Linked DNA regions of Homo sapiens: regions 1, 2, 3 and 5 are each linked to region 4. A link is a contact called in ENCODE Hi-C or POLR2A ChIA-PET data. All regions are on one chromosome and are shown on one strand. The core of a region is the stretch at or near the end of the contact, and the rest is flanking DNA. Distances in the headings are between cores, read along the strand shown. Region 1 holds the start of CD55 (CD55 molecule (Cromer blood group)). Region 2 holds the start of MIR29B2CHG (MIR29B2 and MIR29C host gene). Region 3 overlaps SYT2 (synaptotagmin 2). Region 4 has its middle 34 kb from the start of NUAK2. Region 5 has its middle 16 kb from the start of LINC02767.

What was found. A loop is a pair of places that touch in the nucleus more often than their neighbours do. ChIA-PET counts read pairs that join two places held with the same protein, here RNA polymerase II (POLR2A). Pooled maps may share reads with other maps.
Region 1: a map of B cell shows a loop between it and region 4 (23-fold over the local background). The contact joins the promoter of CD55 here to the enhancer-like site in region 4. A Hi-C loop is called at or near these places in 2 of 168 maps with a recorded cell type or tissue (B cell and naive thymus-derived CD4-positive, alpha-beta T cell), 2 of 37 single-sample maps with no recorded cell type and 8 of 50 pooled maps. POLR2A ChIA-PET finds 5 or more read pairs at or near these places in 1 of 52 experiments (AG04450).
Region 2: a pooled map shows a loop between it and region 4 (11-fold over the local background). The contact joins the promoter of MIR29B2CHG here to the enhancer-like site in region 4. A Hi-C loop is called at or near these places in 2 of 37 single-sample maps with no recorded cell type and 7 of 50 pooled maps.
Region 3: a loop to region 4 is called in a pooled map, with 12 times the contacts of the local background. The contact joins two enhancer-like sites. A Hi-C loop is called at or near these places in 2 of 37 single-sample maps with no recorded cell type and 3 of 50 pooled maps.
Region 5: a loop to region 4 is called in a map with no recorded cell type, with 20 times the contacts of the local background. The contact joins two enhancer-like sites. A Hi-C loop is called at or near these places in 3 of 37 single-sample maps with no recorded cell type and 4 of 50 pooled maps.

The regions. Positions count from the first base shown.
Region 1 is chr1:207,318,364-207,324,533 of GRCh38, forward strand. It overlaps CD55 (CD55 molecule (Cromer blood group)), which reads left to right and starts at 3,315. Exons shown (of 10, transcript NM_000574.5): 1 at 3,315-3,502; 2 at 4,019-4,204. The coding sequence starts at 3,403. LOC107985251 (a long non-coding RNA gene) reads right to left here and starts at 3,766. Exons shown (of 3, transcript XR_007066838.1): 1 at 3,323-3,766. RefSeq lists an enhancer at 2,741-2,950 and a silencer at 3,511-3,590.
Region 2 is chr1:207,819,087-207,824,631 of GRCh38, forward strand. MIR29B2CHG (MIR29B2 and MIR29C host gene) reads right to left here and starts at 3,617. Exons shown (of 6, transcript NR_135299.1): 1 at 3,118-3,617; 2 at 1-60. It overlaps LOC148696 (a long non-coding RNA gene), which reads left to right. Exons shown (of 1, transcript NR_026817.1): 1 at 1-3,510. RefSeq lists silencers at 1-172, 3,628-3,807 and enhancers at 3,308-3,487, 5,258-5,307.
Region 3 is chr1:202,611,093-202,617,304 of GRCh38, forward strand. All of the region lies in intron 1 of SYT2 (synaptotagmin 2), which reads right to left. Among named protein-coding and RNA genes, the nearest start is that of SYT2, 96 kb to the right of the region's middle. Within about 2 kb of position 4,667, at least 13 of the 41 ENCODE cell types and tissues checked have a DNase peak (open chromatin) inside an H3K27ac peak, as active enhancers do.
Region 4 is chr1:205,284,907-205,290,385 of GRCh38, forward strand. No RefSeq gene overlaps it. Among named protein-coding and RNA genes, the nearest start is that of NUAK2, 34 kb to the right of the region's middle. Within about 2 kb of position 3,450, at least 13 of the 41 ENCODE cell types and tissues checked have a DNase peak (open chromatin) inside an H3K27ac peak, as active enhancers do; they include B cell, where a contact is called at or near this core.
Region 5 is chr1:207,939,509-207,945,560 of GRCh38, forward strand. No RefSeq gene overlaps it. Among named protein-coding and RNA genes, the nearest start is that of LINC02767, 16 kb to the right of the region's middle. Within about 2 kb of position 2,328, at least 15 of the 41 ENCODE cell types and tissues checked have a DNase peak (open chromatin) inside an H3K27ac peak, as active enhancers do.

The sequences.
Region 1 (6,170 bases), core at 2,065-4,564, 2.0 Mb after region 4:
CTCTGCATACAAGAAATTTTTGCTCATTCCAATAAAAAGAATGTAGTACGGCAGGACAGGAGAAGTACAGGTTTTGGAATCAAACTAGGTTTAGATTCTGACCTGGTCGCTAGTTAGTGCATGGGCTTTGGTAAACAGCCTCTCAGCCTGTTTCCTTGTCTGCAAAATATGGATAGTTATCTTCACTTCATGAAGTTGTGTTGGTGAAATGGTATAATGTGTATAAAGCAACTGGAACACAACAAATGAGGCCATTTATTTAAAATAATCTTTAGTAAGTTATAAATTCACATATTTGCTTTTTTCTGAGGAATGCTTAGATTTTATCATAGATCTCTTTTCTAAATTGAGTAAATACATAGTGGATTTCTTTGTTTCCTTCCCCTCAGAATGTTGAAATTTGGCTGATTGTAACTATTACTTAAGACTCTATCCAGTAATTGTTCGTAAAATTTCTTTTCTTTTTTTTTTTTTGAGACGGAGTTTTGCTCTCGTCCCCCAGGCTGGAGTGCAATGGCGCGATCTTGGCTCACTGCAACCTCCGCCTCCCAGGTTCAAGTGATTCTCCCGCCTCAGCCTCCCAAGTAGCTGGGATTACAGGCACCTGCCACAACGCCCAGCCAATTTTTGTATTTTTAGTAGAGACGGGGTTTCACCATGTTGGCCAGGCTAGTCTGGAACTCCTGACCTCAGGTGATCCTCCTGCCTTGGCCTCCCAAAGTGCTGAGATTACAGGCGTGAGCCACCACGCCCGGCCAAAATTTCCTTTTAAAAAAAGTTATTGCCAATAACTAAGTATGCTGGAAGGTGAATGCTTAGGACATTTAGTGTCACTGAGCTGTGTGATAGAGATAATATTTTTGACACTTTGCAGAGCTCATTGTTTTCTCTCCATATAAAGCTATGACATTCACATAATAAACATGTAGAGAGCTTTAACAGACTTCAATGTTAAGTCTTCTAACAGCTGCATAACTGGTCTTGCTTGAACCTGTCTTTTTCATAATGCTACCTTGCCTTTCACACCAATTCTGTGAGCCCAAGCAGGAATGAAGATTACCTATCTCTAATGGCAGGACAGAAGGGAGTGGTGGTTAAGGTTACTGGAGGTTATTGGGGGAATAAATGAAGACCTCATGCCACTTCTAAACACTGCCAGGACCTAACATACCTTGTGTTTTTATATCCAATATGGGAGTAAAGGTTAGATATTTTAACATCAAATATGAGGATGACACTAGATGGTTTTAAAAGCCCCCCACCATAACTTCTAAACTCCACAATGTTCGAATATTGTTAGGTTTCAGTGAAATCCTACAGTAGTCCCTTGCTTGGAATCACTGTAGGATTGGCTCCAGCAATGGGCAACACAAGGTTTGGTTCTATACAGTAGGTATGGGTCAAAGAAAATGCTATGATTGAAAAATTGCTGTTTTCCTCCTCAAAAAGCTCATACCAACCAGGAAAGAGCTATCAGAAAACCTTCAGGAAAGAATATAATGATAGGATATAACAAATACCCCCACAGCTGGTCCATAGACCAAAGTATAATTCCAAGTAGGGAATTTCACTTAACGAGGTAAGGCATTTAAGGGAAAAGGAATCTAGGCTAGGACTCTGCTAGCCAGACCCAGATAAATTATTACAGGGAAGCATGTTCTTGAGGCTATTCTCTATGAAGAAGGGCAACCCACCTTGCCATCTATATCCTTTCTGTTTTCGACAGGGGTGGTCCTAAGCTGGATAGATCTTTACTCTGACCAGTACCATATAGGTCTGTGGTTCTCAAACCTGGCTGCACAGTGTGGCACTTTAAGTAATCCTGATACCCAGTCCCATCCCCAAAGATGCTGATTTAATTTGTCTAAGGTGCAGTTTGGGCCTCTGGATTGGAACCAACCCATATACCCATCAATGATAGACTGGATAAAGAAAATGTGGCACATATACACCATAGAATACTACACAGCCATAAAAAAGGATGAGTTCATGTCCTATGCAGGGACATGGATGAAGCTGGAAACCATCAACCTCAGCAAACTAACATAAGACCAGAAAACCAAACACTGCATGTTCTTACTCATAAGTGGGAGTTGAACAATGAGAATACACAGACACAGGGAGGGGAACATCACACACGGGGGCCTGTTGGAGGGTGGGGGTTAGGGGAGGGATAGCATTAGGAGAAATACCTAATGTAGATGTTGGGTTGATGGGTGCAGCAAACCACCATGGCACGTGTATACCTATGTAACAAACCTGCATGTTCTGCACATGTATTCCAGAACTTAAAGAATATATATTTATATATGTATAAATATATATGAATATATAAATATAAATATATATATAAGCTCCCCACGTGATTCTAATGTGTGGCCAGTCTTGCAAACCTCAGGCTATTTATTCTAAAGGGTTTGTAACAAGCCTTCCTCTTAAAATCCACCCCACCACCATTCAGCGTTTTGGGGTCTGTTTGTTTTTATTGTTATCCCACCCCACACCGCCCCGAGGCGCGCGCGCGCGCGCGCACACACACACACACACACACACACACACATACACACACGCACACTGGTGAATTTCTCTCTACAGTCAGTCTGGAGTAATCCCAAAGTGGTGTCTTTCGTAAATAAGGAGAACCCGGGTGAAGAAAATGACTCCCACCCGAACAAGGCATGAACAATGTTCACTCCCTACTGTGTTATTCAACCTGTTTCCCCAGGTCTCTGTTTTCACATTAGAGAGTGTTCTAGGAGATGACGCCCTTCCTCCTTAGTTATTTCCCCACCCTCGTGCTGGCCTTTGACAGACCTCCCAGTAGAGGGCCCAAGACGCGGGTAGAGCACCGCGTCTCAGCGCCTGAGTCTCAGCCCCCGAACTCCACCGCACCTGCAGGTCCCCTTGGCAGCACTCAAGCGCGGGGATGCTCCGCTTAGACGAACTCACGTGCGGGCAGCAAGGCCTGCGATACTTGAGCACCCCTCCCCCTCTCCCGTTTACACCCCGTTTGTGTTTACGTAGCGAGGAGATATTTAGGTTTCTAGAAGGCAGGTCATCGCAGGCCCCACCCAGCAGTGGAGAGAGTGAGTCCCAGAGGGTGTTGCCAGCGAGCTCCTCCTCCTTCCCCTCCCCACTCTCCCCGAGTCTAGGGCCCCCGGGGCGTATGACGCCGGAGCCCTCTGACCGCACCTCTGACCACAACAAACCCCTACTCCACCCGTCTTGTTTGTCCCACCCTTGGTGACGCAGAGCCCCAGCCCAGACCCCGCCCAAAGCACTCATTTAACTGGTATTGCGGAGCCACGAGGCTTCTGCTTACTGCAACTCGCTCCGGCCGCTGGGCGTAGCTGCGACTCGGCGGAGTCCCGGCGGCGCGTCCTTGTTCTAACCCGGCGCGCCATGACCGTCGCGCGGCCGAGCGTGCCCGCGGCGCTGCCCCTCCTCGGGGAGCTGCCCCGGCTGCTGCTGCTGGTGCTGTTGTGCCTGCCGGCCGTGTGGGGTGAGTAGGGGCCCGGCGGCCGGGGAAGCCCCTGGGCTGGGTGGGAGGTCCAAGTCGGTCTCTGAGACACGCACAGGGGCCGGCGACTTGGCAGGTGGGGAGCTTGGCCCGCGGTCGTGGTTCCCGCCGTCCTGTGCCTTTAAGGCTCTCGCCGCTCACCAGCATTTGGGGCTCCTGCTGTGTCGGCCCCCAGCTGACTTGGCTTTAGGGGTCGGCGTGGAGGGTTAAAGAGGCCCCGGCTGGGTTTGCGGAGCAGCCAAGCCTGGCAAAATCGAAAGGGAGGGCTCAAAGAGACTGTATCCTTAACCCCCAAAAAGCTGGTCTAAAAGGATGGGAGGCCAGACCGCTGACCGTTCCCCACTCTCGACAGAGTCCAGCCGTGTGGAGCACACGATGCTGCAAACTTGCATGTCATCTCTTTCAGGTGTGGCATTTCAAGGGGGCTTGTGTCTTGAAAACAGCAACTGTGAGGACACTTGATAGTCATTTCCTTCAGTTCTGCTTTTGTCTCCCTAGGTGACTGTGGCCTTCCCCCAGATGTACCTAATGCCCAGCCAGCTTTGGAAGGCCGTACAAGTTTTCCCGAGGATACTGTAATAACGTACAAATGTGAAGAAAGCTTTGTGAAAATTCCTGGCGAGAAGGACTCAGTGATCTGCCTTAAGGGCAGTCAATGGTCAGATATTGAAGAGTTCTGCAATCGTAAGTTCTTCATCTTTTTAGAAAAGTTCTGGGAATGGAATGTATCTTAAATTTATTTTTATATACCTTTGGAGTGACTAGTAATTGATAGTTCTCTAGCGTTACTAAACCCCAGGGTATACCCTGTTGGCACGTCACACTCCAGCTAATTGAAGACATTTACCACCCTGAGTAGGTCCTGCTGCTTCATTAAGAGTTTTTCTTCCTAACACTGTACCTCTTGAACGAACTAGTAGAGAAAATAAACAATAGGTATTGTTTAGGGAGTAAACATATAAAATATATTTGGCAATTGCCTTGAGACACATAGCGTAAATGATATGTTTTCTTAAGTATTTTATAAAGTAGGACTTACCAAATACAACTCTGTGGTGGCATTTTTAAAAGCTCTCAATATTTACTTCAAAATCTGTTATACTTGTACATATTTATAGGGTACATGTGATATTCTGGCACATGCATACAGTGTGTCATGATCAATCAGGGTAATTGGATAGCCAGTACCTCAAACACTTGGTGTTTGTGTGGAGAATATTCCAAATCTTCTCTTCTTGCTACTTTGAAAAAATATATGTATATATATAAATTGGGATATATATATAGGGAGAGAGATATATATAATTGGGATATATATATATAAGGAGATATATAATTGGGATATATATAAGGAGATATATATAGGGAGAGATATATATATATAGGGAGATATATATATATAGGGAGAGAGATATATATAGGGAGAGAGAGATGTATAAACTGGGATATAGACAGGTAGATAGGTTGATTGTTAAAAATGAATAAGAGGCCCAGTGAAGAGTTGTTTGGGGGCTAACACAGTAACCGTGTTTGATACTGATACCTAGTAGAATTAAAAGAAATGAAGATTTCTTGTTTTAGGTGAATATACATACAGTCATCCACACCTTATGTGCCCTTTGATTTCATAAAATATATATTGGCATTATCTTGGAGGAAAAAAATCTGTTACTTACATAGCCCTGTATTAGCTTTGAGATATATGAGTAGAGATAAAGATAAAGAGACCCGATAACCTGACTTTGAACAACTTAAATCAATAGAAGCTACTGTAAATACAGAAATTGGCACAAATACCTTTAGAAGCCATGCGTGAAATAGGCTTTAACTTTTTATTTTTATCCACAATAGAGGCAGTAGGATGAAGTACATAGTCTTTGCACATGTATCATGTTTTAACTCTTCCCCATGTTATTACTTTATCCAATCCTCCAAACAACCTTATGAGGTAAGTTGGGGCTCTTACACTCTTTTTATGGCGGAGGAGACAGACCCCAGTAGTTTAATAACTTCCTCAAGAGCAGCAGCTTTTACGCCAAAACCAAGGTGTAAACTTGGGTCTTCTGACTACAAATCCAATGATGACCCTTCCACTTGACCATGCCTCTCTAGATTCACATTTGTGGGCAATCTGTTTACAGATGTAAATACTTTATGTATACAATTTGTGGGCAATCTGTTTACAGGTGTAAATACTTTATGTATACAATTGACTCATCCTTGCCCCCAGGGCTCATGGGAATTAAATGAGTTTGTACGTAAATAAATATTAGCTGCTATTATTGTTGTGCAGGACATTAGTCCAGGGGTCTGGAAATACCCTATTCCTGTACTGTATGGTGCTGTGTAGTTCTTTAGGGCAGGGTAAGGAAACCAACATTTATTGAATGCCAGAACTGGGCCAGGCAACTTAAATTTTTTTTTTTTTTTAAGTGGGGATAGTGATATGTGTGTACCAACTCTACTTCCTAAGCCTCTAGTAACTAGGAAACAAAGTATACATGTGAATACATTTGCTACATTGCAAGTGCCATGGTGATATTAATATAGTTAAGTACTAAATATGCGCAAAGCAGTAAAGAAAGGGGGTTATTAGGGTCCAGATAATTAAATATAGATTATAAAACAAAAATTGATACTACATTTTTTG
Region 2 (5,545 bases), core at 2,367-4,866, 2.5 Mb after region 4:
AGAACATCCTGGCCACTCTGCTGAGAGCTCCATCTCCCGGCTCCCGATACACTGAGTCATCTTCCAAAGAGGAAAAAAAACAACAAAGCAGCCGTCACCAGGGTCCCCATTGCCGTCGACTGACGACTCACTGGCTGTCGTCACACTCTGCTCCGCGGCCCCCGAATTGGTAACGAGGGGCTTCAGGGTGCCCAGCTCCCCTCCCGTGGGACTCAGCAGCGTCAGGGAAGCAGGCAGCCACTGCTGAGATTCAGAAAGAAGGGAAACTAACCTGGCATCAAAAGGCTCCCAGGAAAGCTCACTGACCCTCCCTCTGCCGTCACCAGCCCCCACCACTCAGATGCCATGGCATGTTCCTGATGCAGAAGTAAAGGGGTATTTATGGCAGGTGGGGGACAGTACACCTTGCAGGCTTGAAGGGCGTAACGCCTAGGTTACCTCCTCTGCGCCCCTGCTGTGATACCACTTAGGGCACAGGAGCTCCTGTCTCCCCCATTTCTTCTCTAGCCCCCTGCTATGCTCCCATTTTAAGTCCCTGATAAACCACTGGGTAGGGATGGGAACCTATTTGCTGCCAATATATTAGGCATTTCTGTATAACAGTTGTAGTAGCTCCATCTCACTGAAAACTTAAATCATATGACTTGTCTAAAGTCACTCAGCTAAGAAGAAGGATCACAATGAAAACCTAGGTCTGTTCAAGTCCAGTGTCTCTGCTCCCTGCTCTCTAATTCTGGAGCTTATTCTGGCTTTGAAGATGCTGTATCCCACTCCACCTCTCCCTCCTCTTGTACGAGGAAGGCAACCAGGATAACTGAGTCAGTTAATCCATCAATTTCAGCTACAAGAAAAAAGCCATCATCTTGAGTGAACCTGACCACAAAGGAAGAGGAGAAAGTTAATGACAGTGTCAAGGAACAGCTGAGGGACCCAGACCATGGACACAAGATTGACCACCCAAACTCCCTCAGAGCATTAGGGACTTACAAAATTCCTTAAATAGACAAATTTTGGGGATCTACTTCATAACAGCCATCTTGTAAACACCAGTAATTCAGAGAGGAAAAATGTAAAGGCTTTGGAAGACCAGGGCTCTAGTCATGACCAGGCCACTTACTAGACATGGGATGCTCCCCACAGGGCTGTGGAAAGGAGTAAATGAAGTAACTGCAGGGAAAGTGTATAACATGGTATCTGTCAAACAGAAGGCACCAAATAGGTATTTGTTTTCCTTCTCCTTTCTCTAGCCTCCCTCCTGGAGCTCCCAATCTGATAGGTGACATAAGACTTATACACAAATAATCATAACACAACAAAAGTACCATAAAAAGGGACAGACTGTATGGAAGTTTGGCTGAAAGGGCAGGGGTGGTTATGAGAACTGCTTCTTGCCAAGGAAATCAGGAGAGGTCCACGGAGAAAGTGAGACTGCCACAGGTGGATGCAGAGGAGAAGAGGCATGGAAAACATCACTGGTGAAAACAGATAGGAAAAGGAAGTTGCCTGGTTTTGTTGGAACCTATGGTCCACCAAAAGAAACTGAGAGAGGTAAGACTGTACAGGAAACCTAAGGCCAGTTACGGCCAGCATTGAGCATCACGCTAAAGGGAAGGAATTTTACTCTGGGAATTATGAGAAACCATTTTAAGTTTCTGAGCAAGAAAGACAAGATGGCCGCTGCACGCAGAAGGGCCTGGAGAGAGGGGGAACGGGCAGCGGGGAGCCTCACAAGAGGACTACAGCTGGAACCATGGCACTGGCAGGGGGCATGGAGGAGAAAGAGAAGAAAAACAGTAAGCAGGCAGGACCATCCGAACAGATCCTCAAAGCTGCCATGGACCTCACTTCCCTGTCCCCACAGGGAGGCTGCTGGAGACAGAGCCTATTTGGGGAACACAAACCACGGGTCTGACACGTCTGAGATGAGCTGCCGAGCCTCTGCCTCCACTCTCATTCAGACACTCAGCTTTTCCGAACTACTCCAAGCACCAGGCTGATGAGGACATGGGAAACCCACGCTCTGGCAAAGCCGGGCCCAGGTGTTGAACCCCTACCCAGACGCCTTCCACCTGAATCCCCACCCAGGACTGTGTCCAAGGGTGGGACTAGGCGGCTCTGCCCCTAGAGCCACCTTCATTGCGGCAGCCACCACTGTGCCTGCCTCTGCTGTGCTTTTGCCCCCCCTTCCCCTCCTCCGTCATAGCCCCCGCCCCCCGCCCACTCTGCGGAACTGGCACAGCAGGACAGAAAAACCAACGCCACCATGTCGGAGACCAGCAGAAATGGCTCCAAAATGGCAGCTCATCAGAGGAGTCCAGAAAGATCATAAACCCACCCAGGGAAAAGAGGGGAAGCCAGTGACAAGGGGAGTAAACTGTCAAAACTACCTCCCAACCAAGCCCCCGATAATCATCACATCTTTTCCTTCAGAAACATCCTCTCAAAAATCAGATGGGACATGAGTGAAAGAAGGGTGCCACCCCCTCCACCAGAGAGGCCCTAGGGGCCATAGGTGGTATGGGGCACTCAGAAGGATGTTCTGTAGCCTCTTCCCCAAGATGAGGCTAGAAAACCACCACTTTTGTCCTCAAGCTTGGCTCCTGCCAGTAACTAGACAAGAGTTAGCCCTCCCAGGGATTGCAGTCCTTCACTGCTACCCAGTCAGACCCTCCCCAGCTCTATGGGCCCTGGGGAGCAAGAAGGTAGGGTTGCAAGGAAGGGCCGAGAAGGCGCGTGCCATGCCCTCAGTTATGTAATAAGAAGGGCGGTGCTCGTCCTAGGCCAGAGACCCAGGGCGCACTGCGCTTCCAGATGCGCAGTCACGGGTGGGGGCCACTGCGCATGGCGCAGGGCTTGGTAAACCCCCTCCCCACAAACGTGAGACCTGCGACAAAGACAGGTTAGAGAGCCGGGACCCTGATTTTTCGAGGCCTCCCTCCCCCAACCAAAGGCGGACAGCCTGCTGCCCTAGTTTTATTCTGATTCTCCTCATTCCCTAGACTGACAAACCTTTCTAACCCGGGGCCTCCAAACCTCCCGTCTCCCACTGACTTTTCTGGAAATCCCACCAGATGCGGAGTTTCGAGCAATTTCCTGGGGTCAGTCCCCCATCCTCACCTTTCCAAGCACCACGTAGTAGTAGCTTCCAGAAGGTAGATCTTTCCCATACTGGGCTCAGCTCACAACTGGCTCTTGAGGGCCTCTGGACAGCCCCGGACGTCAATGCAAATCTGTTGTCCCCAGGGAGTAGCCCAGAGTCAGCAGGAAGCCCAGGGTGGTGGCAGTATCAGCAGCAGCAGCTCTGCCCTACCTTGCCCATGCGTTTCCAGGGGAGCCAAGAATTATTTTGCCGCAACACTGAGGTGTGGCTGATTGGAAAATTCCCTTTTCCAACACCAAACTACAGAATAAATATTTTCTTCCAATTTGGTCAACCCTCTGCATACCCATCTCCCTAGCATTCTTCCCTCTAAATAAAAAGTTTTGGGAGCCCTGAGCTCTTCCTCCTTATAGTGCGTGAAATTTTAAAAGGCATAGGAAGAGGCTTCAACTGGGCAGTCAAAAGCAGGCATAGACACAGGAGCCTACGCACACCCCTAAAGAGATTTTAGAAAGCTGCTGGGCTTCTCCCCGCTCCCCTTTAAGCAAGTGAAATGCAAATTCAGATTTGATACCCTGCCCTGAGCCAATCAAAAAAAGCTTTTCACCTGCCATTGGCCCACCCACCAATCAGAGGAAGTGTCTGGAGGGAGAGCCCTCCCCTGGCCAATGGAAGGCCAGCTCAGTCACTTAGTTAATGATGCAGCAGTACAGGGAAGGCCATCACATGTGAACTGGAAGGGAGCCAACATGGAGACACAGAGAGCGCAAGGTAAACAACTTTCCAACGCCAAAAGGATGACATTTAATCTCTAAATGCTAGCTTCCCTTCTTAGCTCATCCTTAACCCCTCTCAGCTGGCCACAGAGACCCCAGGAGCCTCACTACCTGTCCCCATAGAGCTCCTAACCAGATGCAACAGTGACTGCGTCACCATTCCCCACTTTTCCCAACTACGCAGTGACAAACCTACCAGCTTTACCCCACTTCTCCCAGCCCACACCCCACCCTGGCCACTCGGCTCCCCACCAGCCTCAGAATCCCAGGGCCAGACCTTTCAATAAGGCAACCCCTGGGAAAAAACTGTCCCTCTGTCTTCCTTTCGGCACTTCTCACTCCCTTACCTTCCACATAAGACCTGCACGGACAGACAGATGGACGCTGACACCCAAACAACTTGGAGAACCAGTCTGTCTGTCCACTAGAAGGAAATAGGGTAAAAGCTGGGAGGTCAGGTGGGAAGCAGGGGATGGTTCACTCCTCTCACCTCTACCCTGGTCAGGCTTGAGCAGCTGACACTAGGGAAAAGAAATTAAAGTGGGAAAAAACCCTCCCTCAGAGAAATAAATAGCAAAAATCGAGAAAGAAGGTGAGAAAGACAGAGCACCCACATACACAGAGACAGCGCCCCTGATCCCAGCAAATACATACGTGGGGGAAGAAGGGGGTTACGCCATCAAGTCCTGAAGCCCGTCGGACCACCCATCGCCGCCTGCGCAGACCCAAATCTTGGTCCCGCCGTAAGGTGCCGCAGTCCCGAATGTTCCAGAATTTGGTCCCATCAAACCCTCCACCGTCGCCCCACAACCTCTTGCTCCCACCCCTGCCCCCCACCACCACCCCACCTCCTCCCCACGGGAACCGCCCGTGCCACCTTGCGTGTCATCTCCTAGCCTAGGCTACCCAGAGGCCTCTGGCCCTGACAGATCTCTGAACGCTCAGCAAGTGAGCTGGCAGAACCTGGTGCCCGGTGTTGCTATGACTTGTTTCTTGATTTCTCTCTCTCTCTCTGCTGCAGCACGGCTGTTGCTAGCAGACCTATCGACGGAGCTTGCTTGCTCGCTCGCTCTCTCACTCTCTCTCTCTCTCTCTCTCTCTCTCTCTCTCTCAGCTCTGTGACGCAGATCTAAATTCTCCAGTCTGCTCCTTGTGTTGCAAGAGCAGAACTGCAGCTTTTCCCCTGGAGAGCCGGAGGGCAGTGCCAAGGCTGGTCAAACAAGGCAAAAAAAGTTGGGCCTACACTCTGCTTCCTTGGCCACACTTTTCAGCTCACACCCTCCCACCTCACCCCTCCTGCACCTCACTGCTCTGGGGCATAGAGGTCCCTGTCCTTTCAGGCTCACTCCTTCCCTGAGGCCTTCTCAGGCATAAGAGTAGCTTAACTCTTTGAGTGGCAGCCCCCAGTGCCCAGACAGGGCTGCCCTGTACTAAATGTTGCAACATGTTTTCTTGAGCCATATGGGCTTCTCCAGCCCTGAGAAAAAATGTTCCTCACCCTGACCACTGTCCCATTAACTCTTTGTGCCACAGACAAGTCCAGGATTACAGTCATAGCTGATTTCTGTTGTTTTTTGCCTTTTTGGCCAAAAACCAGGACCTTTTTCTCCCTGGAATTTCTTAAGGACAAAAAGCGTAATTAAAACATTGCCTGCCTACCCCACACATG
Region 3 (6,212 bases), core at 3,417-5,916, 2.7 Mb before region 4:
ATTTCATTGTAGTTTTGATTTGCATTTCCCTGATGTCTAATGATGTAGCATATCTTTTCATGTGCTTATGGGCCATTTGTATATCTTCCATAGAGAAATATCTATTCAAATCCTTTGGTCATCTTAAAATATTTTGTCTTTTTATTATTGAGTTGTAAGAATTTTTATATATTCTGCATACCAGTTCCTTTTTGAACATATAATTTGCAAATATTTTCTCTCATTCTAGGGTTATATTTTCATTTTGTGTGTGTGTGGTGTTTTTTTGTTGTTTTTGAGATGGAGTTTCACTCTTGTTGCCCAGGCTGGAGTGCAATGGCACAATCTCAGCTCACTGCCACCTCCACCTCCCAGGTTCAAGTGATTCTCCAGCCTCAGCCTCCCAAAGTAGCTGGGATTGTTATAGGCGCTCACCACCATGCCTGGCTAATTTTTGTATTTTTAGTAGAGACGGGGTTTTACCATGTTGGCCAGGCTGGTCCCAAACTCCTGACCTCAGTTGATCTGGCCTCCTCGGCCTCCCAAAGTGCTGGGATTACAGGCATGAGCCACTGTGCCTGGTCATATTTTCAGTTTTTAATGGTGTCCTTTGAAGCAAAAAAGTTTTCAATTTTGATGATGTCCAATTTAGCTGTTTCTTTTGCTGCCATATTTTTGGTGCTATATCCAAGAAACCATCACTAAACCTAAGGGCACTAAGATTTACTCCTTTGTTTTCTTATGGGAGTTGCATAGTTTTAGCTCTCACATTCAAGTCTACAAGCCACTTATTTTTTAAGACAGGGTCTCACTCTGTTACCCAGGCTAAAGTGCAGTGGCATGATCATGGCTCACTGCAGCCATGGCCTCCTGAGCTCAAGTGATCCTCCAGCCTCAGCCTCCCGAGTAGCTAGGACTACAGCCATGTGCCATTACATCTGGCTAATTTTTAATTTTCTTCTAGAAATTAGGTTCCACTATGTTTCTACAATCCACTTTGAGTATGGCGTAAGGAAGGGGTTCACATTCATTCGTTTGTATGTGGATATCCATTTGGTATATAACATTTGTTGAAAAGACTATTCTGTCCTCCATCCAGTTGTCTTAGTTCCCTTGTAAAATATCAACTGACCACAAATATGAGGGTTTATTTCTGGACTCTCAATTCTATCTGTATGTCTAACCTCATGGCAATACCACACTGATTTTTTTTTTTAATAGCACCTGCCTACTATTGACCATACTGTCGTGATTACTGTAGCTTTGTAGTAAGTTTTGAAATCAGGCAGAATGGGTCTTCCAACTTTGTTTTTTGAGCCAAGGTCTCACTCTGTCACCCAGGCTGGAGTACAGTGGTGTGAACATGGCTCACTGCAGCCTTGACCTCCCGGGCTCAATTGATCCTCCCACCTCAGCCTTCTGAGTAGCTAGGACTACAGCCCCATGCCACCACAACTGGCTAATTTTTGTATTTTTGTAGAGAAGGGGTTTCACCATGCTGCCCAGGCTGGTCTCGAACTCCTGGGCTCATGCAATCCACCTGCCTTGGCTTCCCAAAGTGCTGGTACTACAGGCATGAACCACTGCACCAGGCCTGTTCTTCTTTAATCAGGATTGTTTTGGCTATTCTGGGTTCCTTGCATTTCCATATGAATTTTAGGACCACCTTGTTAATTTCTACAAAATAGCTGGAATTTTGATAGGCATTGTGTTGAATCTGTAGATCAGCTCAGGGATCATATCAACAACATTGAGTTTTCCACTATTTTCCCACTTATTTAGACCTTTAATTTCCTTCAAGATTGTTTTGTAGTTTTCAACTACACATCTTGCACTTCTTTTGTTCCTAGGTATCTTATTCTTTTTGATGTCATTATAAATGGAATTGTTTTCTTAATTTCACTTTCAGATTGTTCGTTGCTAGTGTATAGCAATATAATAGATTTTTGTATCTCAGTCTTGTACCCTGCCACATTGCCGAACTCATTGGTTCTTCCTTTTTTTTTTTTTTTTTTTTTTTTTTTTTCCAGACAGAGTCTCGCTCTGTCGCCCAGGCTGGAGAGCAGTGGTGCAATCTCGGCTCACTGCAACCTCCGCCTCCTGGGCTCAAGCAATTCTCATGCCTCAACCTCTCTAGTAGCTGGGATTATAGGCATGTGCCACCATGCCCGGCTAATTTTTGTATTTTTAGTAGAGACGGGGTTCCACCATGTTGGCCAGGCTGGTCTTGAACTCCTGACCTCAGGTGATCCGCCTGCCTCCACCTCCCGAAGTGCTGGGATTACAGGCATCAGCCACCGCGTTCAGCCTGAAATCATTTGTTCTAATAATTTGTGTGTGTGTGCATGTGTGTGTGTGCTGGTGGAGTCCTTAGGATTTTCTATATATAGAATCATGCAAATGAAGATAGTTTTCCATTTTCTTTTTCTTCCCTAATTGCCGTGGCTAGAACTTCCAGTCCACTGTTGAACAGAAGTGGTGACAGTGGGAATTCTTGTCTTTTTCCTGATCTTTGGGGGAAAATCTTTCAATCTTTCTTCATTTAATATAATGTAAGCTGTGGGCTTTTTGTAGATGCCATTTATCAGTTGAGCCTAGCTCCTCCATTCTACCCTTGCCGCTGGATTGGCAGTCCTCCTCCCCTTTCTGCAGACAGCTCCCCACAGCCGGTCCACGGTCCCTGCAGCACCCCACCCTCTCACTCTCCACTGCAGGGCAGGCAGGAGGCAGCACAGGCTGGGGGAAGAGGCTGAATGTAGTCCCAAGAATGCCAACCACTTGTCATTTGACTCCAAAAATCCCTTTGTGAAACTTGATTTCTTCAATATAAAATTGTGGAAAATAATACCTACTTTTCAGAACTGCCGTGAAAATTTTAAAAATAAATTTGGTTGTGTCTGGCACATAGAGGGCATTCAATAAATGTGGGTTGGATGTGAATCTGAGAAGTGTTCATTGAACCTTATCTGAGGCACCTGGAAGTGGCCCTGGCACCGTAGAGGGACCCAAGGTTCATGGTGGATGCAGGCCTTCTCTCCAGACTGACCGTCCAGAAATGGTCCTGTAGCAAAGTAAAGCTGCTTGGTGTCAAATAAACCAGCCAGGAATGAAGACGCTTAATGCTCCTGAGGTTCAGGGAATCTGCAGGCCAGGAATGAAGGGGGAGAACTGCATCTCAGGAGTGTTGGAGTCCCAGAAAAGGAGATTAGACTTCCCTCTATACCCAGCAGGAACCACTGAAGGGTGCTGAGCAGTTATAAGTGGGGTTTGTGAAGTTAGCTCCATGGGGAGTGGAGCAGGGAGGTTGGTTCCACAGACCAGAAATGGTAAAGACCTGCACTAGGATGGGAAGGTAAGGAATGGAGTAGAGAGAACAGATGTGAGAGACACATTCATTCATTCACTCACTCACTCAAGTATTTACTGAGCTCATATCATGCTTCCCTCATGGAATTTACCATGCACTTCACATAAGTGCATATAAAATTGTAATTATGAGAAGTGCAAGAAAGGAGAGCCATCTGGTGGTGGTGAGCATTTATAATGGGGCATACGTGAATTAATCTGGGAAAGCAAAAGTGCTTTCTTGAAAAATTGATGATTGAACTGAGACCTGAAGGGTGAGTATTTATCCAGGTAAAGAGGAGATGAAAGGGCAGCCTAGGCAGAGAGCACAGCCTATGCAAAGGCCCAGAGGTGGGATGCAGTGTGGTGAGTCCAAAGCCTGAGAGAAGGCCAGGGCAGCTGGAGTGGATGGATCACGGTTCAGGGTGAGGCTGGCAGGCCGGGCAGGGCAGGATCAGGAGCACCATAGGCCGCGTCAAGGAGTTTTGTCTTTCCCAAAGAGGAATGAGAAGCTGTGGGAGGCCTTTTAGGGTGGGGGCAGGGGTAACATGTACAAATGTATATTTTAAAAGTTTCGCTTTGGCTGTCGTGAGTAAAAAGACTAGGGTGGAGCATAACTCCAGAGGAAAGCGGGGAAAGAGTTGAAAACAGCCAATAACAAATGTCATCCCCGAGCTCTTATGAAAGACAGACGGCATTCCCGGGGAATCCACCAGAGGAAAATGACTTAGAGCTGCAGAGAGGGAATGTGGGGAGTCCATGAAGCAGCAGCAGCAGATTGGAAGCTTTTCCAGACTCCAACAAAACCAGGAGGCCATAGCTGCCCAGACAGCAAGGGAATAGAAGATGCCTGAGGAGGCTCATGTCAAAGGCAGGCATGGGCAGTGGGCCCAGAGAGTGGATGGGGTGGATTCAGGGCCCGTCTCTCAGTTATGCACCCAGTACATGGCACCAGGTGCTGAGACCAGAAGCCTTGGGGTCATCCTTCCCATCCATGTGGGGTCACCCCCCCACATCCCAGGTGTCTGCAAACTCATCAACCACCCACAATGCCTTCCAAATCTGGCCACTTTCCACCCTCCAGCTGGAGTACCACAGTAGCCTCCTATCTGGAAGCTTCCACTCCCCTCCACTCAGCCTGATCTCCACACTGCAGCCAGACTGATCTATTTAAAACCCTCCTGTGGCTTCTTGTCACATTTAGAATAAGATCCCTGCCTGGCCTGGCCCCTGGCTGGCTCCCACAGGCATTTCCTGTCCTTGCTCTCAGTCACGCAGTTCCTGCCATGCTGGCCTCTTGCCACCAGCCACAAACCCACCAAACAGACCCCCATCCCACAGTCTTGGCACTTACTCTCCCTCAGCCTAGAATGCTCTTCCTGGAGAAGTCTCCCTGACCTCCCTGGGCCACCATCAGCCCCTCTAGTCTTCTTTTCCCACCATGGTCCGTGGTGCCTACAACTTGTTCGCAATTCCCCACACTCCCTTGGCATTTCTGTGGTATTCACCTGGCAAAGCGCCAGCCCTGGAGAAATCCCACTGACAGCTTTCTCCTTCTCCATGGCTACCCCCGACTGCTGAGCCCCCTGGTGAAAATCCCCCCACAGTACAAGGGCAGCCTGTATCCCATCAATCCCCAGGATCACCCAGGCCCTCTGCACTGCACAGAAACTGCAGGAAACGCCTCCCCACCAGCTTCGCCTCCTCCTCCAGTTTCCGCAGGCCTGTGGCTCCCTCACACCCCTCCTCTCTCTTTGCTGTTATTTTAAAGAAAAGCAGAAGCGAGAAATCTCTCAAAATGTCCCAACCTTGGGTCAAACCACAGACCTTTCCTCCTGACCCCTTGTGAGTTGAGGGCTTTTCCTCTGGTTAAGCCAGTTCCCGTTCCTGCGCAGGATCCCTCCTGACTTCTCAGGAAGTCTTTGCCATCCCTGCCCTTTCTTGTGCCTAACATTTCCCCCTTCCCTCAGCTGAGGCTGGACCAGTCCAGTTTATCACATCACCCACCAAAAATGAGCCCCACCTGCTGCCTTGTTCTCCCCTTCGTGACCACGCACACACACTTGCACACACATACACATATGCACACACATATACACACGTGCACACACACGCACACATGGTCCCCATTTCGTCACGTCCACCTCACTCGTCAGCCCCTCCATTGTGGCTTCTGCCCCATCCCTCTGCTGAAGTAGCTCTTTGTAAAGTCATGGATGATGAACACAAGGTCACTAAACCCAGGGCGCATTTTCATTTTCCTTGAGCTGGACCCCTGAGCTGTGGTCAGCTGGCCGCTGCCTGCTTTTGTCATAACTGTGACTACTCCTCCTTCGGTTGCCTCAGGCTTGCACTTGAGGTCCTTCCCTTCTCAGCCATGGTGTCTCCCTGCGTGGTTCCTTCTGCACCCAGGCATCAGTGCCATCCTCTTCTGTCAGAGTCAAGCCACTTCCGAGCTCCAGGCCCACAGGTCAACTGGCCCCCGACATAGCTGCCTGATCTTCTGGGTCTCCTCTTGCTCGCCTCCAGTCAGTTCCGTATTTGCCACCAAGGCAATCTTCATAAAATGCAAAGCCAGTCATGTCGCCAAAAATGAAAAGCCATCCCAGGGAGACAGGCCGAAAGCCCTAGCGTGGCCTACAGCCCCTCATGCTCTCCATCCAGCAGCACCTCAGCTTTCCCTCCCTGGGTTGCTAACACCAGCCTACACTCCTTCTTTTGTTTCCCCTAATACACTGTATTACCCTCTTCGGGGCCTTTGTATATGCTGTGCCCCCTTCAAGGAGCCAAAGCCTATGATACAGTTTGGATCTGTGTCCCTGCCCAAATCTCATGTCAAATTGTAATCCCTGATGTTGGAGGTGGGGCCTGGTGAGAGGTGATTGGAT
Region 4 (5,479 bases), core at 2,200-4,699:
CCATGACAGCTTAGCTTGTCCTCCAAGGGAGCTGCAGCCCAGCCTCCCAGGGCCGCCAGCTTCCTCTCTCTTCACCCAACCTGGCTCCCCCCCTGCTTGTGCAACACCACATCAGAGGGTTGTGAAGTGGAGAGGGAGGAGTTTGACAGCTGCAGACCCAGGCAGACAGAGCAGACTCCTTTGTGAAGGAGATAGAGGCTGCAGGGGCCCAAGTCCAGCCTGTACTCCCCTGCCCTGACCCACAAGGCATCACCCAGTCTCCCCAAACCCTAGGGAAGTGGTCATTGTCATTTATTTGTTCCTTTCTTAGATAGAGCTTGGATCCTGTCTGCAATTTATTCCTTCCTGCAAAACCAAGTATGTGAGGCAGAGGAAAGTCCTATTCCATTCCAGGAGGGACAGGGCTCCCTGTTGGAAAGTATTTCCTTTTGCTAAGTTTCTATCTGCCTCCCGGGTAGACTCCACTAGGCAGTATTTCAAGAAGTTAACGCACTTCCAATCCCCATCTAACCTATATTCTTTGCCGCAAGCCAAATACCCTTAGTTCTTTCAGTCATTTCTCCTAAGACATGGATTTAAGACCTTTTGACAGCTTGGCCTGTATCCTCTGGAAACATTTCCATTTACCCAAGTTCTTCTTAAAACATTATGTCTTTGTCCAGGTGCAGTGGCTCACGCCTGTAATCTCAAAGTGGAGGCTGAGGGAGGAGCATCAGTTGGGTCCAGGAGTTTGAGATCAGCCTGGGCAAGATGACAAGACCCCATCTCTAGTTAAAAAAAAAAAAAAAAATTACTGATTCTCACCAAAAAAAAAAAAAAAGCCAGGCGTGAAGACATGGGCCACCTACTTGGGAGGCTGAGGTGGGAAGATCGCTTGAGCCTGGGAGATCAAGGCTCTTGAGCCTGGGAGATCAAGGCTGCAGTGAGCTGTGATCACGCCACTGTACTCTAGCCTACGCGACAGAGTGAGACTCCATCTCTAAAAAAACGAAACTAACCAACCAAAAAAAAAAAAAAACCACAAAAAGCATGTTGTTTTGAACAGAGCGCAGTGCTCCAGCTAAGGTCAGGCCAGCACAGAGGGTGCTAATGAAATTCACCTCGCAGGCTCTGGCACTGTGGTTCTCATGAGCTCTGTTAGCTTGCCGGTATTTTCAGACCCACATAGGCATGTCCTTGTTGAGCAGGTCACTTCGGTTCATGAATACGGCCACCAAGGATTTGAGGCCCCTCTGCCTGCCCCCCATGGAGGGAGCCCTAGGGCTCAGATGGTGGCTCTTAACAGACCTCAATGGTCTGATGAAAACTCTGCATCCTCTTCCAAGAAAAACGCATCTACTCAAAAATTCTCTATATGACACCAGGACTCCCTGCAGACCATCCTCAGACCCCAGGTTAGGAATTTCCATCTGGAAGCTGATACTCAAAAATAAATTCTGAGGCAGCCTCCCTATTCAAACTGTGGGGCTCAGGGCAAATTCAAAGTAATAAAGTAATAACCTCTCACACGAGTGCTGTGCTCGACAACTCACAATACACGTTCACGTACATTGCTGGGATAGACCCTAGGGTCTGGATTATAATCGAATAAAGGAGGTCAAGGCCCAGAGAGGTCCAGTGACTTGCTCAAGGTCACACAGCCAATCTGGGCAAAGTCACTCCAGACTCTCTTACCTTCATGGGGCCTCACAGAAGCCCAACACAATTTGCCCACCAGTGGGGAAGATGCAATGGAGAACAGGTTGCATTTGGCCCCTGGGGAAACTGGTCCTGGCTGTGTTCAGCCGGCTCCTGCCGCTGCTCCACAGAGGCACACCCAGCTTGGCCTCTGTGGTGAGCTGTGGTGAGCTGTGGTGAGCTGTGGTTTGAGCAGCCTCCCTCCTAACGAAGGCAGAGAGAAGGCCAGGTTGTCAGGCTGTGTCTTGTGAGAAGGAGGGAACCAGAGGAGGGGCAACGGCAGAAACCAGACCTGAAGCCTGAACCCCAGGAACCCAGGGGACAAAGACTCCCTGGCCACCACTTGTCCCAAGACTGCAGACACCTCACTGGCCAGGAGCATACAAGCAGGAGTATACAATGTGGCCGGGGGTGCATAGGAGTCAGGATACAGAGCCATGTTCTGTGTGTATGATGTTCACATACAGGAGCCAGACTTGACCATGGGAGACCAGTTTTTAAGTTTCCAAGGAATTCTTGCTCCCTAAACATGTACTTGACCCAGAAAACTCTTCAGCCTTCAAGGCCCAACTCCCTCCACGAAGAATCTGTCCAGTGTCTGATGACTAAAGGCCCTGGATTCAGATCCAGCTTAGGCACCGCCTGGTCATTATCTGACTTCTCTACAGACTGTGCCTCTAGTAGGCTGGAGCCCTGGACTCAACTCAATATTTCACCCCTGCCCCTAGCAATAGGGGGTCAATGGACATTTGTTCAATAAGCTCTAGACACCAGAAAGGGTGAACTGTCTCTTGGCTTCAGTTGTTCTGTGACTTCAGGCTAAATCCAAAACCTCTGCGGTCAAAGAAGGCCATTGCCACCCCTCCCCACCCTGTTCCCTCTTAGGTGGAAGGCAATTGTGGCCCTTAGAAACCCTCTGAAGAAGCATCTAACAGCTTTTCTCAGGCCGAAATGGGAGAGGGTGAAGGTTTAGGAAAGAAAACGGTCATTCTTATGTCTTTCCCCAAACCAGATGATTTCCCTTTGTTCCAAACAGTTGGCAAAGACGTCTGGGCAGAGAAAGGGTCCTGACTTGATGCACTGCTCTGCAGGCAGCTGGGTGACTCCGGCCTCTGTTGGTTTGCAGCCTGGGCCAGGGCTGGGGAGTTGCTGAGGGGTGGGCTCAGGCTCACAGTAGGTAGGCTGCTGCTTGGGCTTTCAACTATTACCTCTGATCACAATGAATTCATGAATTTATATTAGTTTGATGCATATCTCTTCCACTGGACTTCCAACCTCTGGAGCGCAGGAACCACACTGTATTTAATTCTGGAGCCTCAGGGCCTGGCACAATGTCAAGCACACAGTAAGTGCTCAGTAAGTGCTAGAGACAAAAACGCACTGCAGCCTCCCTGCCAGCCTGATTTCTGGAGCATCCCTGACTCTCTTAATGGAAAGAGCTTCTCAGAGCTTCCCAAGCTGACTAGAGGAGGGACTGTCATGGTCATGGGCCCTGCTTCCCTCTTATAGTTCTCTTAGCTGGAAGGCAGGATCCTTCTCCTCTGAGCTGCTTCTGAGGCCACTTATTTGTTTATTTCCAAACCCAAAAATGCTTCTTAGGTTTTGCTGCCACCTGACTTGAAGCTCTGACCACCCCAGTGCTACTTCTGCTCTGCCCCATCCAGACATCAAGCGAGATTCATTCCCCCAGCCTCAGACAAACCACACCCCTATCACAACCGTAACTATTCTTAGCAGAGCAGGAAGGGGGGCGCTGCCGAATGACCTCGCTGCCTATAGAGACTTCACCTCCACCCACCCTTCACTCACCCGGTGTCACTTCCCCCTTTTAATAACAACAACACTGACACCAAGTTTCACTTCCACCACTTCCTGTGGGTTTTGTTCATCCTCAGCTGCTGAGGTTTCTAGAGGGTGGGTGAGTCTCTGGCCCAGCTGCAGGAAGGTCCCTCTGACTATAAACTCTACCCCTAAGCATTTAGAGGCTTGCCCTTCAGTCCTCAGACACATTCACCTTTCTTTTTTTTTGCTTTTTTTTTTTGTTTTTTTTTTTGAGGTAGAGTCTCACTCTGCTGCCCAGGCTGGAGTGCAGTGCAGTGGCACGATCTTGGCTCGCTGCAACCTCTGCCTCCCAGCTTCAAGTGATTCTCCTGTCTCAGCTTCCTGAGTAGCTGGGATTACAGGCATGTGCCACCATACCTGGCTAATTTTTGTATTTTTAGTAGAGGCAGTATTTCTCCATGTTGGCCAGGCTGGTCTTGAACTCCTGACCTCAGCCTCCCAAAGTGCTGGGATTATAGGTGTGAGCCACCGCACCTGGCCACATTCTCCTTTTTTTTCTTTTTTTTTTTTTTCCAGACAGAGTTTTGCTCTTGTTGCCCACGCTGGAGTGCAATGGTGTGATCTCAGCTCACCGCAACCTCCGCCCTCTGGGTTCAAGCGATTCTCCTACCTCAGCCTCCCAAGTAGCTGGGATTACAGGCATACACCACGACACCCGGCTAATTTTGTATTTTTAGTAGAGACGGGGTTTCTCCATGTTGGTCAGGCTGGTCTTGAACTCCTGACCTCAGGTGATCCGCCTGCCTTGGCCTCCCAAAGTGCTGGGATTACAGGCATGAGCCACCACACTTGGCCCACATTCTCCTTTTTTAAAGCTGTCCAGAATAGGGGATTCTCCATCCTTCCCTGGGTCAGAATCCCAATATCTGATCCAAGTTCATCCTGTTGACTAACCCAAATCTCTCCTGCTATTAGGGTTGCCATATTTTGCAAGTAAAAATACAGAACACAGAACACCCATTTAAATTTGAATTTCAGATAAACAATGAATAGAAGGCCAGGGGCAGTGGCTTATGCCTGTAATCCCAGCACTTTGGGAGGCTGAGGTGGGCGGATCATGAGGTCAGGAGTTCGAGACCAGCCTGATCAACATGGTGAAACCCTATCTCTACTAAAAATACAAAAATTAGCCGCGTGTGGTGGCGTGCGCCTGTAATCCCAGCTACTCAGTAGGCTGAGGCAGGAGAATTGCTTGAACCCAGGAGACGGAGGTTGTAGTGAGCCGAGACTGTACCACTGTACTCCAGCCTGGGCAAAAGAGCAAGACTCCGTCTCAAAAAAAAAAAAAACAAAAAAAAAAATGAATAACTTTTTAGTTAAGCATGTCCTGTGTAATATTATACTAAAAAAAAATTCATTGTTTATCGGAAATTCAAATGTAACTGGACATCCTTTCTTTTATCTGGCAACCCCCTGCCTGCTGTATTCCTTCTCTTTTTGTTTGGAGACAGTCTTACTGTGTCACCCAGGCTAGAGAGCAGTGGTGTGATCTCAACTCACTGCAGCCTCAACCTCCTAGGCTCAAGGGATCCTCCCACCTCAGCCTCCCAGATAGCTGGGATTACAGGCACATACCACCATGCTCAGCTAATTTTTGCATTTTTAGTAGAGATGGGGTTTCGCCATATAGCCCAGGGTGGTCTTGAACTCCTGGCCTCAAGTGATCCACCCGCCTCATCCTCCCAGAGTGCTGGGATTACAGGCGTGAGTCGCTGCACCCAACCTTGTATTCCTTCGCATGAAAGCAGCAGTTCTCAACCATTTTGATCTCAGGATCTCTTTACACTGTTAGAAATTATTGAGGACACCCAAAGAAGCTTTGTTGATGTGGGTGAATGATAGCTACTGGTATTTACCATATTAGAAAGGCAAACAGACATTTTAAAAGTAGTAATTAAGGCCAGGCGCGGTGGTTCAAACCTGTAATCCCAGCACTTTGGGAGGCCAAGGCGGGTGGATC
Region 5 (6,052 bases), core at 1,078-3,577, 2.7 Mb after region 4:
AGTTCTTCTAAGTCAGTTACTGCTCTTCCATATGTTTTTAAGCTTCCAATGTTTTACCATTACTGATCTGTCCTGCACCTCTTTATTCTTGTGAAAAAATTTTCTTTGCTCCCATTTTAGTGGGGTTTCAGAAAGGCATAACAGTAAATGATAAAATAATCCTTTGTATGCATCCAGAAGTAGCATGCATTTTTTCTGATTCTCCTTCAGTGAGTAAGTATGGTTCTTCAGTAAGTGTGGCCCTATGGTTCCACCAATAGTGCTCTCCAGAGGTCTTGGTTCAGGTACCACAGAAAAAAGGCCTTCTTTCTTTTCCTCTTTGTTATGGTTTAAATCAAAACTTCTATTTGACCAATTAAAAAAATTCCTCTGGACAGCTTGGCATGGAGCACGGATTTATAAATCTGATTTCTTGTTCCTTTAGGGATTTCTTTTACTTTTTTGTGAGCTCAGCTTTGTATTTAAAAGGATGGATGTCTCTCAGGACTGGCAATGGTTACTTAGGCAGATAATGTCATATTTATCCATTCATTTTACAAGCAGTATTTAACCCTATATATACCCTGTGCTTGAAGGTATGGAGAGATATGTCCCTGTTGTACATGTGCCCAAGAGGACTAGAGAATTGAACAGAATAAAGCAGATTTGAGCAGTGTCCCTAATTGAGCACAAGAGGGTCGCCAACCCAAGGTGTTGGAGAGAACCACGAAGTAACATATAAGGAAGGGCACGCCCACAGGTTATGGTCAAAGGAGGCTTGGAAACATGGCAGGAATTGGATCACTGGAAGGAGACATTTTAATTTGACACACACACAAAATGGAGAGTTAATGTTTCCTGAACCTGAAGCTGTTATGATCAAATAGTGTTTCACCAGAGAATTTTGAGAGCTTTATATATTGACCATGAGACAAGGAGGGACAGGGATGACTAGAGATAGAGAAACCAGCTAGGAACAACCACAATAGTCCATGGACCAACTGTGGCTTTCACACTCATTTTTTTTTTCTTTTTGGGAGAAAGATAATTTATAAAGGTCTCAACTATTTCAAATGTGTGTGTTGGTTTTTTTTTAATTTGATTTAGGATTCAAACTTTACTTCAATATCAGAGGACTCTGAAGTTCTCTTAGAAACATTATCTAGAGTCATTTGCTTGCCAAATATTTCTAAGTAGCAACAACAAAAACAATTAAATTCTTTGTAGTTAAAAGGCCTTTCTAGATGTGAAAAAGAACATTTGCTCATAATACCATTTAATTCTACTTTCAGTCTGTGACCTCAGGCATCCTGAGACATCCAAATCCAATTTATTCTGGAAAATGTTTTAGATTTCAAAATTTCAGATAACTAGAGCCTATATTTCATTTTTTTAAAATTTGCATACTCTTTTAAAGTTTAACACAAGAAAATCAAAGAAGCCATAATTACTGTAAATAAAAAAATAAAAATGCATTTTTTAAAACCCCAAGAAATTTCCCCAAATTTCACTAAAACACTGTCATTAATCTATGTATTAATCCATAAAGATTTCTGAAAGGTATAAAGGATTTAAAATGTCAATTACATTTAATTCTCATTAGTTCTAATTAGTGAGTACAGACAAATACTACCTTCAAAAATACCATTTTTTTAATATCCAATACAAATTAGGTTGTCTTTTTACCGGCTTATACATTTTTTTTTATTTATTATCCTTTCTCAAAACGCTTTTTCACTCTCAACCTTCTTTTTAGTGATTGGGTTTTTGTTCATATACTTTCTTCACAGGCTTTTCCACTTTTTTAGAAAGCATTTTCACTTAACAATGTGGAGAAGATGACAATGATAACACACAGGTTTAAACAACACAACAAGCAATGCAAGCAAAATAGAAGCCATCTTACAGGCAAAGCAGCTAGATCCAACTACAGGGCACCCTATACCCTCCTGCCCAAACTTGTGTTCAAATTATAAGTTTTCACTGGCCCCAGCATGCAGATATTTTATAGCAGGTTTTCAATTAGGGTACTGCATGTGGGATAAAAATGGACGCAAGCCATTACAGGGAATATTTGCAGAGTGAGAATTCAGGTAGTAAGGGTTATCTATATTGTGCTCTGTGCGTCCACTGTCTTCTCTAAAAAAAACTAGGTGAAAAAAATTTTAATTAACAAAATATATACAAACAAAATACAAAAACACAAAAAGGAAGACAAATTATTATATTTATTTTCTTATGGTTTGCATTCTTTCTTCTGATCAGACAACAAATCCCTTTGTGGAAGTGACCTCATTTTACAATTCAGTCCAACAAATGATGCTGGCCGCCCACGTGGTGCCAGGCACAGCGCCAGGCACTGGAGGCAGGGAGCTACTTATGACGCAGATGGAGCACCAAGGCTGAGCTTGTCAGCTTGCTCCGGAAAATGTTTGTTTCCTCCCAGTTTCCATGTCTGGATGCCTTGTATCTGCCGCTAGGTAACTGGGTTATTTCTCCACAGCACTCCCCTCTCCAAACAAAAGCTTTCCCCAACCATAACCAGCAAGACAAAATAGCAATCTGGTCGTTTATGTTGATATTCACCCAAAACGTGGTCATTAAAATAAGAGCATCAATTTTTACGTCGCTATTAATTACTTATCATTGTTTATAATGCTTATATATTTTAGAGCGAAATATAAAGAAATAAAAACAGGGAAGTGCAAACTGAGTATCTACCTCCCATTAAACTTCAACTTTAGTTCTAACCATTTCTTTATCTAACCCAGTTTTTCTTATTTTGTAAAAACAACCTTTAAAGTGTCCAGTGCCACAAAATCCTAGCTTTTCAGAGTTTCAGAAACTAGAGTCTCTTTCTCTCTCTGCTTCAGGGCTTCTGATAGTTCTTGGGTCAAAAGCCTGTAGTTATTTACGTATACTTACTAGAGAAAGGGCATTCTATTTTACTGTTTGCTGCCATGAATAGACTCTGACGCATTTTAACTGGCCGGCTAGACTTTCAGAGGAAATCTGGCTTTAAGCTTTCAGAAGAGACCTTCCTCTTTCTTTTTCTTTCATAGTTAGAAGAGGAGTCCGGGCACGGTGGCTCACGCGTGTAATCCCAGCACTTTGGGAGGCCGAGGCCGGTGGATCACCTGAGGCCAGGAGTTGGAGACCAGCCTGGGCAACATGGTGAAACCCCGTCTCTACTAAAAATATAAAAATTAGCTGGGCGTGATGGCGCACGCCTGTAATTCCAGCTACTCGGGAGGCTGAGGCAGGAGAATTGCTTGAACCCGGGAGGCGGAGCTTGCAGTGAGCCGAGATCTCGCCAGTGCACTCCAACCTGGGTGACAGAGTGAGACTCCATCTCAAAAAAAAAAAAAAAAAAAAAAAAAAAGGAAAGAGCAGGAAGACAATGGCAAGCACTGAGAAGCACTTATATACACAGTCAGGGCAAAGATTTCTTGCAGTAGTCAGGGTCAGACTGGCTTCTTCCCCTCCTTGCCCTTGAGACAGAGTCACCCAGGCTGGAGTGCAGTGGCGCGATCTCAGCTCCCTGCAACCTCCGCCTCCTGGGTTCAAGAGATTCTCGTGCCTCAGCCTCCCAAGTAGCTGGGATTACAGACGTGCGCCACCACACCTAGCTAGTTTTTGTTTTTTTAGTAGAGGTGGGGTTTTGCCATGTTGCCCAGGCTGATCTGGAACTCCTGAGCTCAAGGGGATCCAGCCCGCCTCGGCCTCCCGAAGTGTTGGGATTACAGGCGTGAGCCACCGTGCCCCACCCCTCCTTGCCTTTTAAAGCCCTTAAGTGCAGTATTTATTGAGGAGGCAATTTGTATATATATATGTATATATATACAGACTCCCCATACCAGTGATCCCTAGAAATATATCACGTCACATTTGTCATTTAAAACTTAATAGTAGCCACATTTTAAACAGTTACCAAAAAAGGGTGAGAAGGGGGATGGTAGGGACTGGGCGAGGTGGCTCACCCCTGTAATCCCAGCACTTTGGGAGGCCGAAGTAGGTGGATCACTTAAGGTCAGGAGTTCGAGACCAGCCTGGCCAACACAGCAAAACCCTGTCTCTGCTAAAAATACAAAAATTCTCCTGGCTGGTGGCGTGCACCTGTAATTCCAGCTACTGAGATACAGAAGGCTGAGGTGAAAGAATCACTTGAACCTGGGAGGTGGAAGTTGCAGTGAGCCAAAATCACTGCCACTGCACTCCAGCCTGGGTGACTCTGTCTCAGAGTCTTAGCGTGAAACCCTTTCTTAAAAAAAAAAAAAAAAAAAAAAAGGTAAAAAAAGGACAAATTAATTTTAATAATATAACTTTATATAACTTAATACACTTAAAATACTGTATTTCAATATGCAATCAATCTAAAAAATATTGAGATATTTTAGATTTATTTCTCCTTACTAAATGTACTTTACACTTAGAGCTCACCAAATGCAGAAGCTCAATTTTTACAGGAAATAATTGAGTTGAAGTGTATGATTTTATAAAATTTACAGTTGGAAAACTATATTCACATACATAAGGTGTTCCAAATATACTTAAAATGTTTTCCGTTAAATGAAAAAACATTCTCCTTTAATATTTGCGTCCATATGTACAAAACTGGTCCAGCTTTTTTTCTTTTAACCATAATTGCTTTAAAGTCAATTTAAAGCAAAAGCTATCAGTTTCAAAACTATCAAAGTTAATTTATTAACTCTTGTGCGAACTCGGCATTATTAATATTGACTCAAAATGATATTGATAGATTGAAAAGCAACTGTTTATAAGTATCCACAATGAGTTCTTTACACTTTTTCTTGCGGTTTTGGTAGCCAATTTAAGTAATGCTATCCATTACAATTACAATCTTCTGCATATTGACTCATATAAGAAAATAATAAAGATTGTTATTATTGATTAAATTATGAAAAGTTTTAATTTCATTTTAAAATCTTGTATCTGTCCAGAGAGGCCACAGATAAGCATTACCTTTCCTTGGAGTTTCAAGTTTAGCTTATTTATATGCAGTGTGATATCACTGTGAAAACTTAAATCACATCGCCATCTTTTGTCTTTGATTTTTGAATATTTGGCAATTTTTCTTTATTTTCAAAAAATATTGGATTGGAATTAACAGTACAGTAAATCTTCGTAAAATTCTTTCACGACTCAACCAAAGAGCACTGTCAAAGAAGGCATGAGGTCATTGAACTCATTGTCTTCTATTTCTTTCAACAGTTCTATAAACTTGTGATGATTCATTGCACCTGCATGTATGCACTGAATGATTTTAACAATGTATCCAGGACACATTTCATGGAGTTTGTTTCAGAAAATGAGCATAAATATTTTTAAGATGTATCATACAGTGAAACAAAGAAGTAAAGAAAATATCAGTCCCTTTAGAAAAATTCCAGTAAGTCCGATTTTTAGCTTAACATAGATGGAAAACTGTTTGTTGTGTTAGAAGCTAATTTTTTAATAACTAGCTGAAATTCTTCAACAGATGTAAAATATTGAAAAATACTCATGCCATGAGTTTAATATTTTAGGCCACGAATAGACAATAATTATTAGTAAATTAATAAGTTGTTAGGGACAAAATATACCCAAAGCATTAATTTGGCAGTGTATTTTATATCTCATGATTTATCAAAAGCTAAAAACAACAACCACAAAATTTGCAGTTTTTTAGATTTTGAATCAGCTGATCTCTGTTGTAGTTAAAGAGATCTGGTATTTTATAAGCAATTTTTTGGTGGCTTAGTTGAATTTCTTACTTTTGTGAAATATCTTTTTTGTCTTTATCTCATAATTTTCTTAAAAAATTATATAACTGAAATAGTTTTTTTTATTATCCTTCCATGTAAAAAATGTGTGTGTGTGTATGTATATGTAAGAACCAAAGCAAAATTATATTTGGCCAAAGTGACAAGCTGGGACCTGTAAAAAGTCTTAATTTTTTCTTAGATATGTAATTCTAATTTCAGGTAATACATTCCATTGGTTCTTTTTTGAATGTTGAGAGAAAATTTATCAAATTCACTATGTAGTTGCCAAAAAATCTCAATATTTTTGT